2 separate regions of the Mus musculus genome follow, and region 2 is linked to region 1. Evidence: chromatin contacts called from ENCODE Hi-C data. All regions are on one chromosome and are shown on one strand. Each heading gives the region's core, a stretch centred on a gene start or an enhancer-like site at or near the end of the contact. The rest is flanking DNA. Distances are from core to core; before and after follow the strand shown. Region 1 holds the start of Msx2 (msh homeobox 2). Region 2 holds the start of Pitx1 (paired-like homeodomain transcription factor 1).

Region 1 (5,747 bases), core at 2,217-4,716:
AATCTCTCTGCCTGCAATGATGGTGATGGCATCATACTCTCTTCTATCCATTCCATGGTTTAGGGCAAGTGGATAAGTAATTATTTTGTTGTTGGAATTTAGAAGTGGGGAATAACAAGCAAAATAGAGACAGGAGGCAGCGTCCGGACTCTGTTTTAAGATGGGTTGTTAGCACAAGGATGGGGCCTCAAGGTGATTCCACAGCAGGGACTAATTCTGGTCTTGTTTTCCTTGAGGCTAGGGGAGGAGCATAAGGCGACAAGAATAGAATACTAAACAATTATTTTTCTGCATTTGGCTTTTACGAGCCAGTCTAATTTCCCTAATGTAGCCAGAGTGCTAGTGCTGGTGTATGCAGGGGAATGTAACATTTCTTGTTTAGTTACTTTGGTGGCCCAAAGAAGAATTTATATTTCATCTTTGAGAGTGACACAGCACAAGTCCCAACCCAGCCCCTATGTCACATTGTTAATTTTACAGAGTAGAAGGTACTGTGATCAGAAAAAAACAGCAGTCTGGGAGAGAGATGGGTAGACTTCCTAAAGGCCTGGCCTTCCTTCGCACGTGCTAATCCCCAACTGAGCCAAGGGCAGGGGAGATTTTCCTCTCAGCTCACTGGCCAACATCAGAGCTGGAGACCCAAGGAATTCTCGCCCTTCCCGAGCCCACCCAGGCTCCCTTTCAGACACCAAACTCTTACTGCATACACTTGCTGCTGGTTCTACAGGAGTTTTGAACCAGGGTAGCTTGGGTTACTCTTTGTGGGCCATGGTGACTTATAAAGTTCGGGCCATGGGGACTGTGCTCAGATGGCAAAGCCTTGCCAGGAGAATCTTTCCCCCATCGCTCCCACCTTCTTCCCCCTAACCCATTTTATACCAGCCAAAGAAAGTGTGTGATTAAACAAGGTGAAACAAACTTTTTATCCCGCTTTCTTCAAACCACAAAACCAGGGCCAGGGGTAGGTGGGTCCCTCCCTCCAACTCCAGCCCCCCCCCCCCAGCTGATTCTTGGCATTCTCCGAGCTCATCCTGCTGACACTTCCACCCCCAAGTATCAAAAACCTTGTGTTTCCAAATGAAACCTCCTCCGAAAGCCCCTAGCTTCTCTTATAAAAAGGATTTATCTAGGGCAAGGAAAAACTGCCCACTGCAGAGATGTTACAGAGCCAGTGGGGGCGGGGACACAGTGGGGGTGGGGTGGGGTGGGGTGGGGAACTGCCCCACCAGACCGCCAGGCCTAAGTATGCCAGGATTTCTGACCTTTGGCCACCATACCATTTAAGGCTGAAATCCTGGATGTGTTGTGGGGCATTGCCCCAGGCCTAGGAATACAGGCACTCCAAATTTGTTAAACAAGTTAAGACTCTTCATGTTTCTGAACCTCCATTTCGCTGACAATAAAATGGATAACTACTACTTATCCCTCGGGTGGCTTAGAGAGCTACATGTTGGAGTGCCCAGAGCCCCACTTGGGGGGTAATGAGCAAATCAATGTGCCCAAGAGCTTTTTTTTCCATGGGCCCAAACTGCTGATCCCTCTGAACTCTGCTGTGAAACGGCCTCTTCTGTTAACAAGAGGCTCTCGGCTGCCGCACAAAGGAGATCAGATAAGATAATGTATTGAAAAGCACTGTGCAAACTGGAGTTTAAATTCTTTAAGTCCTTAATCTCTGCACCCTTTCAGCCTTTCAGAATTTCCAGCAGGGTGGAGAGAGACAGCCAGAGGGGACAGCCACTGACGCCTGGGTATATGGTCTTGTTTTGTTCACAAAATACTTTGCATCTCTAGTCCAGAGGGCCGGGCTGAAAGGTAGAAAGGAAGACAAGTTCTCCCCCAGCTGAGCTGGGAAAGTCCCTCCACAATCCCTCTCCCTCTTTCTCAACTTTCCCAAAGTTTGATGGGGGGGGGGGCAGGAAAAAAGGCAACAGAAGAGATAAACCTCAAAGGCCAAGAGATAAAACTAAAAACAAAGTTTCAGGAATGGACCCCAAAGGGATGCTAAGTCTGGAAAGGAAGTCGGCACAGCCTCCCTGGAGGAAGTGGGGTGCAGTGAAAATAGCAATATGGCCATCACCCTCAAAAGAGGGGGCAGAGAGCATGGACACCAGACCCCCATGCCCATTGCAAGTATGAATGGTAACCTGGACCAAGCAAGAGCAATCCTCTAAGCACTAGCCACCAAGTCTGAAGGGGTAGCCACAGGTGGCATGCCTCTGCCTGTACTTTGAGGTTCTAGCAAGCAGCCAAATCTGGCGAACTTGTGGCCACCTCACTGTACATTCTCAAGTTCTGAAGGAATGCTGTTAATTATTACTGTGAACCCAGGAGAGCCCACGAGGGTCTGGCCCAAACTAGCTCCCTGCAACACGCAGAACCTAACCAACAACGGACTAGAATACAAGAAGCTTCCTTTCCGAATCAGTCTCTGCCTGCCACCTTCCCTTCATAGGATGGACACTGGAGTTCGAAGACTACCAAGTATGTCTGCTCCATGTCTGGTTAACTTCCAGTTGTCTAGTCTTTATAGTGGGGTGAACTTCATGGGGCTGCCTGTATATTTTGAAGGCCAGCAAAACCACATTTCAATACTCATTTAAAGTGGATCCCAGCCCGGTGTGGTGGTGCACACCAGTTATTCTAGTACTTAGGTGGTGGAGTAAGATGACGAGTTCAAGACCATCCTGAGCTGCATACCAGCACGGGCCACAGGAGACCCTGACTCAACAAAACAAAACAGCGACTCTCCCCTATTTCCCGGGCAGGTACACAAATATGAAGTTTTCGGAGCAGGGGGCTAAGGACTGCAGAAATCAACAACTTGGTTTGGTTTTCAAATGCCAGCCAGCGCTCAGGTACTGCAGATTCCTCGAAGCTAGGGATTCTGGGATGCGGACCGCCCGCTGAACTGGGGTACCAGGGGGGTCAAGAGCATCATCCTGTTAACACCCGTTCCCCAGCCCCTCTGGGACCCCTCGCGCTGGTCCAGCCCGGATCCCGTCCCAGACGCGCACTCACTGGGCGGCGGGGAGTATCTGCCGGGCTCCTGTATCCACGGTGCTCCGTCTTCGGAATTTTCCGACTTGACCGAGGCGGTCTCGAAGGGCTTGACGAGAGGCCCGGGACTGTGAGCGTCCCGGACGCCGTGTCCCGGCAGCAGCAGCGGCCGCAGGACAGCGCCAGCCGAGGCGCAGTCGGGTGGCACCGCGGGCGATTCCTTGGGCGGCTTCTTGTCGGACATGAGCGCCTCCACGCTGAAGGGCAGGCTGGAGACCTTGACCCTGCGTTCCTCTGCGCTGCCCTCGGCTCCTCCAGGCCCGGGACCCGGGCCGGCCAGTACCGCGGGGCCCTCCTCATCCGACGAAAACAAGTCACCGCCTTTAGTCGGAGAAGCCATGACTTTCTGCGCCGCGTAGCTGTCGGCGCGCGACTCCGCTGGCAACTCTCAAGCGAAGACTCCAACTTTTGGGGGGGGAGCCGGCAGGGGCGCGCTGGGAGCCCAGCCTGTCCTCCGAGGGGAAGTGGGAGACTCGGCTCAACCAACTGGCGACGGCCCTGCTCCTGACGCCACGGACGCTCGCCACCGATTGGCTCTCCCTGGAGAGGCTTGGGGCCCTTCCCCCGCCCCGTTTGAAATAAATTAGGAGTTAATTACAGGAGCAGTCAGCAGAGTTGTTATTAGGCGATCCCTCAAGGGTTATAATCGCCCAAACTGAAAAGTCTAAGGCGTAATTAAAGCCGATTGTTTAAAGAGGAAGCTTGCCGAGTCTCATTTCTTGTCTTTTAACCCCTCTTTAAAGTGTTTCTGGTGCCGATCCCACACGCTCCCGCCTGAGAATGTTGGAAATCTGCGGAGGGCATGGAACATTTATAAAGCTCCCACTATGAGCTCAAACTAGTGTATCTTTGTAACTATAATGGAAAACAATAGCAGCATCTTTACTAATAGAAATAGTTTAGGCATGGTCCTTAGTTGTCTTATCTTTGGAGAGTGTTCCAAGACATTAGCTGTAACTCATTCCTTAAGAAAAGGGACAAAGATGAGAAAGGCTGAGAGGTGGTCAAGGGATATTCAACTAATCTCTACCCTTTCTCCCTTTTTTTTTCCTTTAAAACAGACTCTTGCTCTCCAGCTCTGGCTAGCTTAGAAGTCGCTCCCTATCTTACCCAAGATGGTCCTGAACTTGCTACCCCACTGGCTTCGTCCCTGGTGTTGAGAGTGTAGGTGTGCACCAGCAGACCCAGCGCCCATTGGTTCCTGGCAGCTAATTTACACAAATGATCTCCATTTCATACTCTGTCCAAACAGGACAAGTTTTAGAAACTGTCAATGGGGATATTTTCTCACCCCTTGAGTCTCCTCTCTAGGCCCGTGCAAAAGTGTGCTCATGAGGTTTTTTTTTTTTTTTTTTTTTTTTGAGTTTGTGTTTGTCATTGGAGTTCAGGTGTCAGGATAGCATCTGCCTTGGGAGGTGATGGGCAGGGGAGAAGGGTATTTGTGACATTTAGTGTCTTTATTCTCTCTGCAAATAACAGGGTTCGACTTTGCAAACCCAAAGCCTGAATATCTTTGGGGAAAGCTCATCTCACCTGACTTTGAAATTTTAAGCAGCATACCTATCAGGATCCCACCCTAAAGCACACTCTCTATCTAACTGCAGCCCCAAAGCATCAGTGACCAACTGTATCAATGCATGGAAGAAGAGAGTTTTGAGACAGAGGCCTGAAATAATTCTGCACCTCCCTTGCCCGCAAGCCAGCAGGAGCAGAAAGATCGCTGCAAACAACCCATTTCAGGCTGCAGAAGCTTTTTCATAGATCCAAAAACCCATCCGGACTGGTGGGGGAAAGAAGAGCCTGCTAAGCGCTGGTCCCAAACAGCAAATGCTCCCTAAATACTCCCTCCAGCACCAAAGGGGAGGACCATTGCTCCAAGTTGCTTTCAATGACCAGAGCTTAGCAGGTACCCCAGTTTAGAAGACTTAGAAACTTGACTGCCTAGACCTCCAGATCCTTCCAGCTTACCTCTCTGAAACAGGGACCTTTGCCTCAAACATTTACCCAGAGTGAAATCTCGCTGGTCTGAGGGAACCCATAGATGTAGAAATCTTAGAAGATTAAAAAAAAAAAAGTCTTCACCAGATAATTCAGTTCAGTTTTGAAAGGTTTTCTTTTAATGATAAGAAGTTCTAAATGAGGCTTCTAAAAACCTGTGAAACTTTCTCCTACCACAAGATACAAGTACTTTGTTGTTGCTAACTGGAAGCCCGGGAAAGCCAAAAGAAGACAACGAAGGTGATTTGGAGACATGTATTTTCCCTGGAGTCACATCTGATGATAGGGATCTCAAATACAATACAGGTAAATTCAGATTGAGTTGTATGTCCTCTCAATAAGTGAGGCAAGATGTGGGGTTATGTATTTTGGAAGCAAATCTAAAATTCGTTTAGTCCTCAGCTGCCGAAGAATACAATGAAGTTCACGTTTCAATTGTCCTGAACCCAACCAATGCTTTATAAATAATCGGAAAACTTATCCTTAAAATGTGTTACTTTAGGGGCACAGGTAGAGTCTTAGGAAGTTAAAAAAACAAAACAATTCCATTGGAATGTCTCTATTTTTTTTTTAAACTGTCTCCTTCAGAGGAAAAGTTCAGTCTCTCCTGCACTATTTGGGGGGAAATGCTAAGACACTGAAAGGGAAACGGTGGGGAGAAAAGGAATATTTAGTTTTGACCTCCAGAGTAC
Region 2 (6,212 bases), core at 1,874-4,373, 2.4 Mb after region 1:
CCAGGGACCTGGCTGACGTGGGTGGCTGGCTGGGGCCTAAAGTGGGGTCTCCTACGAAGCAAGGTCCGCGAGGTCAGAGTTGTAAGTCTAAGCTACTGAGTGCCAGCCGGTAGCCCTCTGCACGCGCCCCACGCTCACCCGCACTCGCGGTTCAGTGAGGTTGGTCCACACCGCGATCTCCTCTCTCATGCTCATGTCGGGGTAGCGGTTCCTTTGGAACGTGGCCTCCAGCTCTTGCAACTGCTGGCTTGTGAAGTGAGTGCGTTGCCGCCGCTGTTTCTTCTTCTTAGCTGGGTCCTCTGCACCGCCGCCGCAGCCAGCACTGCCCGCGCCACCATCCTCTGGCCCCTTGGCTTCCCCACCGCGCTCCTTGTCTGCAGCAGGTAGGAATGGGCGCGAGTCACCTCGGGCTAACACTATCGCGCCCGGTCCCGGCTCCACCGAAGCGCCTGCCGTCAGCGGTGGCTTCCCTCCCTCCATCCAGGGGCCCTGGGAACTGTTTCCCCGCTGGAAAGGAAGGGCCGGGTGCCGGTTCTCAGTAAGCACCCCTAGATCTGGCGTGCCACAGCAAAGAGCCCGGGAGCCACATCTGGGCCTGGGTTCCCAGCTAGGCAGGGCCTGCTTCTGCAGCTCGCTGGCTGCGGCCCTGCTGAGACTCTTGAAGGTCTAAATCTGAGCGGACACCTCAGCTTTCCTGAACGGGCATCAAAACTTTCCAGCTGAAGCTAGCATATCTGTGGGGTAAGAGCCATGTAGTCGCCTGGAATGTTGTTCTTGCCAGGGCTGTGTCAGAGCCGCAACTTAGCTTGGATCCCAGCCTTACCGGCCTCGGATTCTGAGGTCTAGAAAACCCTCCATTTGCAGCCTAGACAGACATATTCTGTCTAAGTGACCCGGGCCTCTCTGTCTCTTTAAAGCTACTCAAGATGCACACAGTAGTCAATAGCATTCAAACATAACGCAAAGGAACTACAAACCAAAACGGAGCCCTAGAAAAGCTCAGAGCTCTCTCCCTAGAAACAGAAAGGTGCACAAACCCTCAGAGCCAGGGAGGCAGAACCGGAGCAAATGTAGATCAAGAAGTCAAAACCGTTCCTGTGAACACACCCCTAAACTAAACACACAGCCAAATGTGTATAAACTCCAGTCAGATGGCCATTTCTCTGGGAAAAAGAATCTATGCATCACTGCAGGTAAATTTTAGATTCCCTCACACAAACACTGGGAGAGATACTTTCCAAACCCTAGATAAATACATTACAGCGAGATGATTTAAATTCACAAAATAAAACTGCTACGAATGGATTTTGATGGGGGGGGGGGGAATCTCAAAGAAATGCGCCATTTTGAATTGACTTTTAAAAAATCTCTCCAAGTAACTTGTGGCATGTAGGTTCTTTTAAATTTCAGAGAAATACTCCTAGTGAATTGTGTCAAAGGAAGCATACAGTTAAAATTGTTAATTTATCCCTGTAGATTTGATTTGAAAATCAATCTCTACAGGTTTTTTTTTTTTAAGCAAACACCACGCTTAAAACTTCTAAAAACAAAAGTACACTCAGAGCTTTGTTTTCTAACCAAGCAAACAGAGGTTGGAAAAAAGTCACTTAGAGATGCAAAACAGAAACAAATACCGATTAAATAAACGTGGAAGAGATGCCCAGGGCCCGGGATGGCTGTCCCAGGCAGCCTGGAGATCTGTGACTATTTGGGGTTGGGACCCCCCTCCCGTGCACAGCCGCTCCAAGACAGGACAGGCCTGGAAACGGACATGGCCGAAGCCACCCAATCTCGGGCCCAGCTCAAGAGATCGGGGTTGTTTTGTTTTGTTTTGTTTTTTAAAAGACAACTGGGGGATTTGTGGAGTCGAGAACCCACCCTGGCTGGACCCCTGGTGGCTCTGGGCTGAGGTGTCCACGTGGGCCAGGATCCCCGCTGCAGCAGGGTTCTGCCGGCTCTGCCGGGAGTCAGGCCGCGCCTCCTAGCTGGCTGGCTCTCGCTGTCCCCAGAGCTCGAGCTCGGCTTTACGGACCCCTCTCTTCTAGCCTGCTCTGTGACCCCACCTCTTCTTTTAGGATTCTTTCCTCCATCTGTCAAGGTGTCTCTTTGGGCACTTTGTCTGGCCACCCCTTCTACTCCCTGCACATCTGCTTCTCGCCCTGAGCCCCAGCGACTCCTCAGCAACCAGTTAGGGAAAACTCAACTTTTTTCTCCCGCGTGCTATCTGCTCCTGCTCCAGAGGGGCTGCCAGTCCCACTCAGGGCTTGGCGTGTGGGGGACTGTTTGGAAGTGACTTCGCGTGTGCGTGCGAACGCGCGTGTAAATTTCCGTGTTCATCGTCAGGTTAAGACCAGGGAGGAAAAAGAAAGCTCCTCGCTGCAGAGACGCAGAGGGGACCCGGCTGCGTGCCAAGCCGCCCGGTGTGCGCGGAGGCTGGATGCCCGCCGCGGGTTGGGGGAGCCGCGTTTACCTGGCAGATCAGCGTCGGACGATTCGCTGGCGGAGTTCTCCAGCGGCTCCCGGGGGTCGGCGGCGCGGGCCAGGTGGAAGCTGGGCCCCATGTCGTGCGGTGGTGGTGGCGGTGGCCGCAGCCCCTCCGGTAGCCTCTCCAGGCTCATGCCTCCCTTGAAGGCGTCCATGGAGGTGGGGACCGCAACGGGCGCTCCAGGGGCCGGGGCTGGGAGCTCCCGGCCGCCCAGGCTGCGACCTGTTGGGGACAAGAGAGTGGCGCCTAAGCGGCTGCCCCCCAGGGCTGCCCGCGCCCACAGCGACGCCGTTCGAGCTCCATCGACCTCTCCAGGCTGCGGGACCGGGTTCGGGGCTCGGGGCTCCGCCACGCGCTCCTGCTGCTCCGGCCTCAGCTGCCCGGCCGGCCCGGGCCCCAGTCCCGATTCGAGGCCGGTTTCTAAGGCTCGGGTCGGAGCCCGCAGAGTCTGTCTGAAAACGACAGTGCGCGCAGCCAGGTTCCAGCAGTCCCTGCGCCAGGGGTGGTGGGTGGGGTGGGCCTCGGTGGGAGGGGGCTGGGAGAGAAGGAGGGAGGGCGCGAGCGAGTGAGCAAGCGAGCGAGGGAGCGGGCGCGGGCGGAATCCAGCCTCGAGCCGCCCGCGCCGCGCCCTCCCCGCCGTCCTCCCTCCCTCCCTCTCTCCCTCCCTCCCTCCTGGCCTCGCCCGCGCCCTCCCCGTCGCAGCCACCTTCCCGCCGCCTCACCTCCCCCCCTCTCCCGCGGCCTCACCGCGCCTCTCCCTCCTTCCCCGGTGACACACGAATTTCTCCCTTGGCCGCACAAAAGAAACGCATCTGGCCAGCTAGCCCCGGGCGGCTGGTGCACACCTTGGGGGCCCCAAGTGACTTGTTTCGCTGAGAGTCAACTCCTGTCTGGGCCACCTCAAGTCCCCAGCCACGGGAGAGAACAACTTAGAATGAGTGAAGGTTCGCTGAGCAGGATCGCTCTGAGCCGGCGCCTCCGAGCCAGCGCCAGGGCAGTCAGTGGCAGAGCCGGGGGGCCGGTTCCCGGTTGCTGCAGCTCCCAGCGGTGGTGTCGTCCTCGAGGGGCAGACGGGCCCCTCCTACCTCAGTCGCTTCTCCCAGGAACTCGGGGCCGGCTGAGTGACAGCAGCCTGCGAGCTCTAATGGGCCCCGGATGCTGTCTTCTAATTAGTTTGGACCCTCTCCCCTAAGGCTGCTCTCATGGCCTTCCTCTCTGCACCGCAGTCAATTTTCCGGAATTGGGGTAGAGATGACGGCTTCTAATCAGACGAAACGTTTCTGTTGGCTCTAGGCCATGGCGAGTGGGACTGGAGACCCCAAGAGCCCCACCAGGCCCGTGGCCTTTCCACATCCCCCTTTGTTTTGCACCTACAATGATCAGGTCTTTGGCAGCCACCAGGTAGGCCTTGCCAGCCTCTGCCCTCCTTTAGGGTAACTTTGCTCCAGTGTGGGGCCTACTTTCTGAATTCTCAGGGCTTCAGCAGAGGCCTGGTAGGCCAGGTGACTGATGTCTCACAACCCTGGGCTGGGAGCTTAGGAAGCCTTTGGGTTTTCTCCCGATACACTGCTAGGAAACTGTAGCTCCAGAGCTCCCCCCTCCCCAAGCAAAGACTTTACCCTCTAGGCTCACAAGAGTGGTCCCCTCCTTAGCTCCTCACGCTCCAATGAAGTTTGTCCAAGGATTTTATCCAACAATTGTTAACTGGCCCAGGGACTTCAGCTTCTTGAGTAAACAGGTCACAACTGAGGTGGCCCTGACCTGCCTCTGTAGCCACGGAGGACCCCTAGGCTGTCTCTGGGCCTCACCTGCAGACCTCTCCCCTGAACCAGCCACTGATGGGGTAGACTAGGGCTTAGGAAAGAAGCACTTCTCTGTTCTCCAGTGTCCAGAGCCCAGGACATCATCTTCTCCTGTAGTCATTTCTTGGGTTGGCTCTACAGGTATGTTAGTGGTGGGGACTGCAAGGCTCTGCCTTTGGTCCTTCTCCTACCTTCTCTACCACCAGAGGGAAGTAGCTGGGCCCTGGATGGGTGCCTTGTGAGAATTGTGGGGGCAAGGGCAGACATGCAGGGTGGGGCCAGAACTGTCTCATACTCCCTTGGCCTTGCTTCAAGGTGCCCAGCTCCTTAGGGCCAGGTCTATTGAGGGAGACAGAATTTGGGCAAAGATGGAGGGAGGATGCTTTCCGGGGAGCTGACTAAGGCCCTGGGGTATCTTGATTTCTCCTTGCAAGTGAAGCCCACTAGGTGCTTCGGTTGGTCCACGGGGCTACACTACCTCCCTCAGTCAGAGAGCAGCCTGGATCATACAAGGATGGCAGTGCACACCTGTACGTCCGGACCCAGGAGGCTGTGTACGGGTGGACACACACATGTGCTGTTTAATGTCCAATTGGATAGCATGAAATAGGAGGTCCATCAAGTCAGATCGAGGTGGGAACGCCTGGGAGTGTGTCTCAGACAGGGACAGGGAAATGGTGAAGTTAGGTCCTACATGGACTGTGTGGAGAAGCATCTGTCGTTCACATCACCATTGTGTTAATACATTGGCAGTGTATCAGTGCAGTTATTAAGCTATTGCTGTGTGCCCTTCTGGGCCTAAGCCTTAAGCACTGCTCTGGGTTAGACACAGCAGTCCTTTTATTTGGAGATATCAAGGTTTGCTGTGTGGGTGGAGTGGTCTTCAGACCCTTTCAGATACTCCTTCCACTATCCTCATAGATCCTGAGCCCCAAAGAAGCACTGAGGCTAATGGGGACTGCCAGAGGAGTGTGCTTTTCAGTAGCACATATAGTGATCAAGGGGGTGGGGGGTGGGGTGGACGTGGGAGGACCAACAAGAGGCTGTGCCCCGACTCTGGGCATATTGAAGAATGAGACTAGCATAAATTCTCTGTTCTTCCACAGCCCCCTCCCCTCCTCACTCACTGTCCTACTCTAAGCAGGGGCTTCCGGTATGCACATGCAGATACACACCGGGAGGAAAGCTACAATCTTTCTGGGGCAGAGGCTCATGCACAGCCCCCTTCATTTTGATGCGTGACTTGGAGGAGGTTTGAGGTTTGACCTTCAAGTGAATCTCAGTTCTCCTGTTCAGTGTGAGAGTTGGTCTCCAGATGGGGCAGGAGGGGTGGAAGAAAGGGGGTTCACTGAAGCAGGTCGAGTTCTATTCCACTACCCTTCCCACCTGTGCAGAGTCCGAAATATTTCTCTGTCCTTCAAGAAACCGGGAGACGGTGATCTGGAGATGCCTGCATTGTTGTGGGAGTTAGAGGAGAGACAGCCCAAGGACCTGTGCTGATCTGGGCTTAGTCAAATAGAATCTGGCAAAAGAATGGTTTAGTAATTTAATTCTTGAGAAGGCCGAGTGGAGGACTCTCATGGGGGCCACCCTTAGGTCCCTATCTGGGTATGCTGCCCTAAAATCTGTACTCTTGGAGAATGAAGGGATTTTAGGAAAAAGGAAGGAATGTGCTATGGCTTGCCCCCAGGGCCATCCGTGATTCCCCGGGACATTCCAACCCTAAGCCTCTTAGGCTGTAGAGTAGTTCAAACTAGAAAACCCAGTTTTTGGAGTGTATCGGGGACCACCTACCTCTTTCTGCCCCATCTAATACCCCCTCCCCAATAAAAGCTCTTGGTTTTTATTTTTTTCAAGCAATTATAGACACCTAGTGCCCAGGTAGAAATTGGATCAAACTTGGAGGATTTTATCAGTTTCCCAGA

What was found. A loop is a pair of places that touch in the nucleus more often than their neighbours do.
Region 2: a loop to region 1 is called in a map of ES-E14, with 6 times the contacts of the local background. The contact joins the promoter of Pitx1 here to the promoter of Msx2 in region 1. A Hi-C loop is called at or near these places in 5 of 37 maps with a recorded cell type or tissue (ES-E14 and left cerebral cortex).

Annotation. Positions count from the first base shown.
Region 1 is chr13:53,469,314-53,475,060 of GRCm38, forward strand. Msx2 (msh homeobox 2) reads right to left here and starts at 3,467. Exons shown (of 2, transcript NM_013601.2): 1 at 3,019-3,467. The coding sequence starts at 3,397. Gm33763 (a long non-coding RNA gene) reads left to right here. Exons shown (of 4, transcript XR_873406.2): 2 at 4,662-5,747.
Region 2 is chr13:55,828,302-55,834,513 of GRCm38, forward strand. It overlaps Pitx1 (paired-like homeodomain transcription factor 1), which reads right to left and starts at 3,124. Exons shown (of 3, transcript NM_011097.2): 1 at 2,471-3,124; 2 at 139-374. The coding sequence starts at 2,639.